Regions from separate parts of the Homo sapiens genome. Here region 2 is linked to region 1. A link is a loop called in an ENCODE intact Hi-C map of the cell type or tissue named here. Cell type or tissue: dorsolateral prefrontal cortex. All regions are shown on one strand. Links, peaks and the distances in the headings refer to the core of each region. The heading gives the core; the rest is flanking DNA.

Region 1 (2,802 bases), core at 261-2,760:
TCCTTGGGGATCTACAAAGGCAAATCCCAGCTGGGTGTGGTGGCTCATGCCTATTAACCCCAGCACTTTGGGAGGCCGAGGCAGGCAGATCACATGAGGTCAGAAGTTCAAGACCAGCCTGGCCAACATGGTGAAACCCCTTCTATACTAAAAATACAAAAAAGTATCTGGGTGTAGTGGCACAAGCCTATAGTCTCAGATACTTGGGAGGGTAAGGCAAGAGAATCGCTTGAACCCAGGAGGCGGAGATTGCAGTGAGCCGAGATCGCACTGCTACACTCCAGCCTGGGTGACAAGAGCTATCTCTGTTTTTTTTTTTTTTAAAAGGCAAATGCCAGCCCTATACCCTTCTGCCGGGTTAAATGACATGCCCTCAGTGCAGGGCACATAGGCCCTGATGGTCCAGGCACAGAAGGACCCCCAGGGGTCTTTCCCTGACCCAGACTTGGGCACTGTCCCTGTCCCGGGCGCTGGCCTGGCCTGGCTGAAGGCCCCTCAGGGGTGTGGTGTGTGCAGGGCTGGGGGCATGAACAGCCCTCTGCCTTCAGCCTCCAGCTGCTCTTCTCCCACCCTTGTTGGGAAAGAGTTTGTCAACCGCCCACGGGTGCCTGAGTCCTTCCTTTTCCGGTTCTTCTTATGAATCTGTGGCTGCTTGAACTTGGAGTTTGAGAGCTGGGCGGAGTTGCTATCCTCCCACACCTGGCGCGGGGACCACATGCCGAGTGAGTCCCTGGCGGGGTGTGCCCCCACGTGTTTGTGTGCCCACCTGGCAGCTTTCCTGTGGATCACTGATGTTCAGGATCAGACCTGCCCACCACCTGCACAACGCCCCCATCCCTCCAACTCAACAGCTCCCATCCAGTCCCCTCTCCTGCCCAACCAGGGCTGTCTCTGTGGCTCTGAGTCCCCAGCGATCCACAAACTCATCCTGCTCCTGCCCTGCCTGAACCGGCAGGGGCTCCCTGCTGGAGGAGACCCAGGAAGGAGTCTGAAATCAATTTACGGGGTCAAGACAAGCAATTAAAAAAAATAGAACATGAAGCATTTCATGCGTAGTAAGGGCACTGTTTGCGACCTTCTAGTTTCAGTTATATTCATACAATTGGGTTCAGACAGGGTCACGCTAAAACATGCATCTCTTAACTTTGGGCCACTGCTAAGAAAAATGGAAAGTCCCTGGCTTGGAGGATCCAGTTCTTGCCTCCCAGGACCTGCACAGCCCCGCTCAGCTGCTCTCTGGCCCTCACTCGCCCACTCCTGCGTAGACGTCAGCCTGCCACACTCCGGCGCCTTCGCCCGTGCTGTTCCGGCTGTGCGGAATGTCCTACCCATTCCTTCCTCTCCTGGGCTTTGGGGTCCCCCTCTGTCTCCAGGACATGCTCACTTCCTCCCTGAGCCACTCCTGGGTGTCTGGCTGCCCCGCACAGCACAGACTCTCAGGCGTCACTGTTAAGCCATGTGATCAGAAGAGCCAATGTCCCCTGGGTTTGGTTTCACCTTTTGCAGATGACAAAACTGAGGCTCAGAGAAGGCAAGAGGTTTGCCCAAATTGCAGTGGTAGACATGGGATTTTAAGCTGGGTCCCTTTGAGTCTGTAATCCCACTCTTGGTTTTTTTTTTTTTTTTTTTTTTTTTTTTTTTTTTTTCTGAGGCAGAATTTTGCTCTTGTACCCAGGCTCGAGTGAAATGGCACGATCTCGGCTCACTACAACCTCCACCTCCCCGGTTCAAGCAATTCTCCTGCCTCAGCTTCCCAAGTTGCTAGGATTACAGGCATGCGCCACCTCGCCTGGCTAATTTTGTATTTTTAGTAGAGGTGGGGTTTCACCATGTTGGCCAGGCTAGTCTCGAACTCCTGAACTTGGGTGATTTCTTGAGCTCAGGACTTTAAGATCAGCCTGCAGAATATAGTGAGACCCCATCTCTACTCAATAAATAAATAAATTAGCCAGGCATGATGGCATGCCTGTAGTCCTAGCTACTCAGGAGGCTGAGGCAGGAGGATCACCTGAGCCTGGGAGTTCGAAGCTGCAATGAATTATGATCATGCCACTGCACTCCAGCCTGGGTGACAAAGAGAGACCCTCTCTCAAAAAACAAACAGGCTGGGTGCAGTGGGTCACGCCTGTAATCCCAGCACTTTGGGAGGCCAAGGCAGGTGGATCACTAGAGGTCAGGAGTTCAAGACCAGCCTGGCCAACACGGTGAAACACTGTCTCTACTAAAAATACAAAAATTAGCCGGGTATGGTGGCAGGCGCCTGTGATCCCAGCTACTCGGGAGGCTGAGGCAAGAGAATCGCTTGAACCCAGAAGGCAGAGGTTGCAGTGAGCCGAGATCACGCACGCCACTGCACTCCAGCCTGTGTGACAGAGCGAGACTCTGTCACAAACAAACAAACAAACAAACTCCTCAAAGCAAGAAAAGAAAACATTCTCAAAGGAAAGAAATATACTTCTTTAAAGGGAGTCAAAAATTCAGAGGCTGTTTCCTTAAACTTGGGTCATCTAATAGGTAGACAGGGCCAGCAATAGGTAGGGGCCTGGGGACAATGGTAGTCAGAAATGGCCCTGCAGCACTGGGGGACTGTTATTGTCACCTCAGCTCAAGCACAGCCTGTGGCTCCCAAAACAGGAGTGACCCCCGAGCCCTCTACAGGCTGGCCCTGTGACAAAGCCAGTGCTGCAGAGGGCCAGATGGCATCCCTGTTCTGCAGCAGGGGCGGACATTTTGGGAAAGGAATGCACCGTGGAAAACTTGGTATGCTCTTATTGAAAATGCTCCCATGGGCTAGGCGCAGTG
Region 2 (2,802 bases), core at 20-2,519, 89 kb before region 1:
TGGCCGTGGGGGAGGCCAGAGGCTCTTGGGGCTGCAGGCCAGTGCCCATTCCCTTGCCACTCCCCCCACCGAGTCCCCTTCCTCCCCCTGCCTGCCTGCCCCATCCCCAAGCAAAGCCAAGTGGGAAAGTGTGGCCCCCGAAATGGCTGTGGGCTCAGTGGGAGGTGGAGGGAGTATGAACTCACCAGGGGCCACCAAGTTCAAATACAGGTAGGTCCTGGCCCAGAGTAATAGGAAACCCACCCAGCCATCTAGCAGAGGCCCTCGGCTGCCTGTGGGCCCCTTCCCTTGGCCTCCTCCATCAGGCAAGAGCTTAAGGCCTCAACAGGGACCCAGGCCCACCGCCACCCCATCTGAGTGGCCCTGCAGATTCCACTCCAAGCTGAGCAGACAACCCCTGGCCAGGGCCTCTCAGGGGGCCACCAGGCAGGCTGGAGGCTGCAGAGGCCTGGAGGGCACTGCCTTCTATGCTGTGGGTCTCAATTTCCTCATCTGCAGCATGAAACAGTGATCCTTCCTTCCAGGGCCATAACAAAGGGTCAATGAGAGGGCATCACAGTGAACTTGCTGAGCACAGGGCAGGAATAAGTCCCTGAGGCACTGACGTTTGCAGTGTCCCCGGGTGCCCAACATCCCTCCAAACACCTCGCTCCTTCCCCCCCACCTCAGGGCCTTTGTACACGCTGTTCCTCCTGCCTGCAACACTCTTCTCTGTGTCTCTCCCCTGCTGGTTGTTCTGAGCTCAGATGCTATATCCTCCAGGAAGTCTTTTCTATCCCCTAGATGAGGTCACAGCCCCACAGTCTCCCCCAAACCAGACTGAAAACTCCACGAATGCAGAACAGGGACTGTCTTGCTCACTGCTGTGTGTTCTTACTATTTATTAAATGAATAAATAAATGAGTGGATGAGTGAGACATGACAACTCTTGACCTTCAGTGACAACACAGGGCCATCGGGGTGGCAGGGCCTGCCTTGAGGGCTGTGGGCACCCATCCGAGCCCCTGATCCAGCCCACAGAGTCCAGGAAGTGTTCCCAGAGGAGGCAACAGTTCAGCCTGAATTCAGAAACTTGAAGCTGCAAGGTCACCAATACCTACTTTACAGATGGGGAAACTGAGGCCTAGGATCAGGGGCTGCCCGTGAATGTCCTGAGAAGCTGCCCTGCTTCGCTGGTCTAAGGCTCTGCCAAGTCCCCCACCCCTGAGTGGCCCATCTCATTCCCCTGGGGCTGCCCCACAGCCCACCCAGGGCCGCCACCCCCTGCCCCTGGTCATCCATCGAGCAGGTGGCAGGGCTGCTCGGGGCTGGGGCGGTCCTGGGCATGCGGTTGCACTGCTGAGTCGGGCAGCTGGCAGCAGCACAGCTACGAACCAGCTGTTTGGATGACAAACTGTGTTCAAGCTTCATTAGGGTAATCACGGGCTCCCCTCCCGGCAGCGCCGCGGAGCGCGACTGTCAACCTGAACTAATCAAACCCGGCCCCAGGACACCCGCCCGCCTGGCTGACAAGCCGCTAAGCCACGAGCCACCGGGTGCTGCACAGCTCCCGGCAGAGACCCAGTCCTGCCGCACGCCCTGGAAACAGCTGGCCTCACAGAGACCTACTGTGTGCTCCCTGAGATCTCGTGAGCCTCAGAGGCCCTATCAGGGAGGGACAATCACAACAGTCACTCCCATTTCTATAGCCCACGAGAGAAAGTGACTTACCAAAGCCACATAGCCTTGTGGGGTTAAGTCAGACAGGAACCCAGGTCCACCAGGGACCCCCATCACCAGCCCTATTCCCAGTGCCTCCCAGACCCGGGCAACCTTGCCTCTTCCTGCCCTTGAGGCCCAGCAGGCTGAGCTTGGAGCTCTGAGGCTGTGGTCAGATGTGTGGCCTCAGCAAGTCCCTTGACATGTCTAGGGCTTGAGCCCTGCACCCCAACAGCAGCCTGGGGGCTCTGATGGTGCAGGTGTGGAAAGCACTCTGCCAGGCACTGGGGGTGGTGCAGAACCTGCCTTGTAGTCTATGGTCACTACCCTGCGCAGCTGGGCTGTAAGCCAGCCCACTTGCCTTACATCCTCAGAATCTGAACTTAGCCAGGAAGGGAAGGTCTGGTTCCTTCATTTGACAACTGGGGAAAATGGGGCCAAGAGAGGGGTGTCAGAGATCACGGAATGTAGTGGAAAGAGTACAGGCTTTAGAGACAGATGGATATTCCTTCATCCACTCATCCGCTCAACAAATACTAGCAAGATGCTATCACATGTCAGGTGCTCAGGACTTGCTGAAGGAACAGATGACAGGAAGGAAGAGTGAGTGAACCAACGAAAGGCACCGGGGTCCAGCCGTGAACTCAGCAGACACCATCCCTGCCTCCTGGAGTTTTCTGTCTAGGGCGAGCAGATGCATAACAGATAACTATTACAAATGACATGGGCACTACGAACTAGCCTGATAACATGCACCAGGAAGGCCCTGCCTGGCAGAGGAGGTGATACTCCAGCTGGGCTCTGAGGGTATTAGCCAGGCAGGGAGAAGCTTGGGAGGTCGGAACAGCAAGTGCAAAGGCCCTGAGGTAGGAAGCAGCTCAGGGCTTTTGAGAACAAAAGGTCCCTCTATGTGGCTGGAGTGTAGTGACCAGTGCAGGAGCTGGAGCAGGAACAGCCAGGGGGAGGATCTCGGTCTCATTCCAAGGGTGATGGCAATGTAAGCAAGGGCAGCACTCTGGGTTCGACGGGGAGAGTGAGCGGGAGAGTTCAAATACCAGTTCAGCCAATTTCTTTCTTTCTTTCTTTTTTTGAGGCGGAGTCTCG

The links. Hi-C counts contacts between places; a loop is a spot of excess contacts. Peaks named below come from ENCODE experiments on the same cell type or tissue, not always from the same donor. Only the 100,000 strongest peaks of a DNase experiment are listed, where the experiment ranks them.
Region 2: it touches region 1 in a loop (2.8-fold over the local background); 3 of 110 quality-filtered maps call a loop at or near these places.

The regions. Positions count from the first base shown.
Region 1 is chr22:42,418,381-42,421,182 of GRCh38, forward strand. The region is part of intron 1 of NFAM1 (NFAT activating protein with ITAM motif 1); the gene reads right to left. Among named protein-coding and RNA genes, the nearest start is that of NFAM1, 13 kb to the right of the region's middle. RefSeq lists an enhancer at 1,003-1,122. In dorsolateral prefrontal cortex, for the core only: no CTCF peak of the experiment used is centred there; a DNase peak (open chromatin) is centred at 1,335; H3K4me3 peaks cover 373 bases.
Region 2 is chr22:42,329,731-42,332,532 of GRCh38, forward strand. It overlaps a transcript of TCF20 not described here. Among named protein-coding and RNA genes, the nearest start is that of LINC01315, 38 kb to the right of the region's middle. In dorsolateral prefrontal cortex, for the core only: no CTCF peak of the experiment used is centred there; a DNase peak (open chromatin) is centred at 1,411.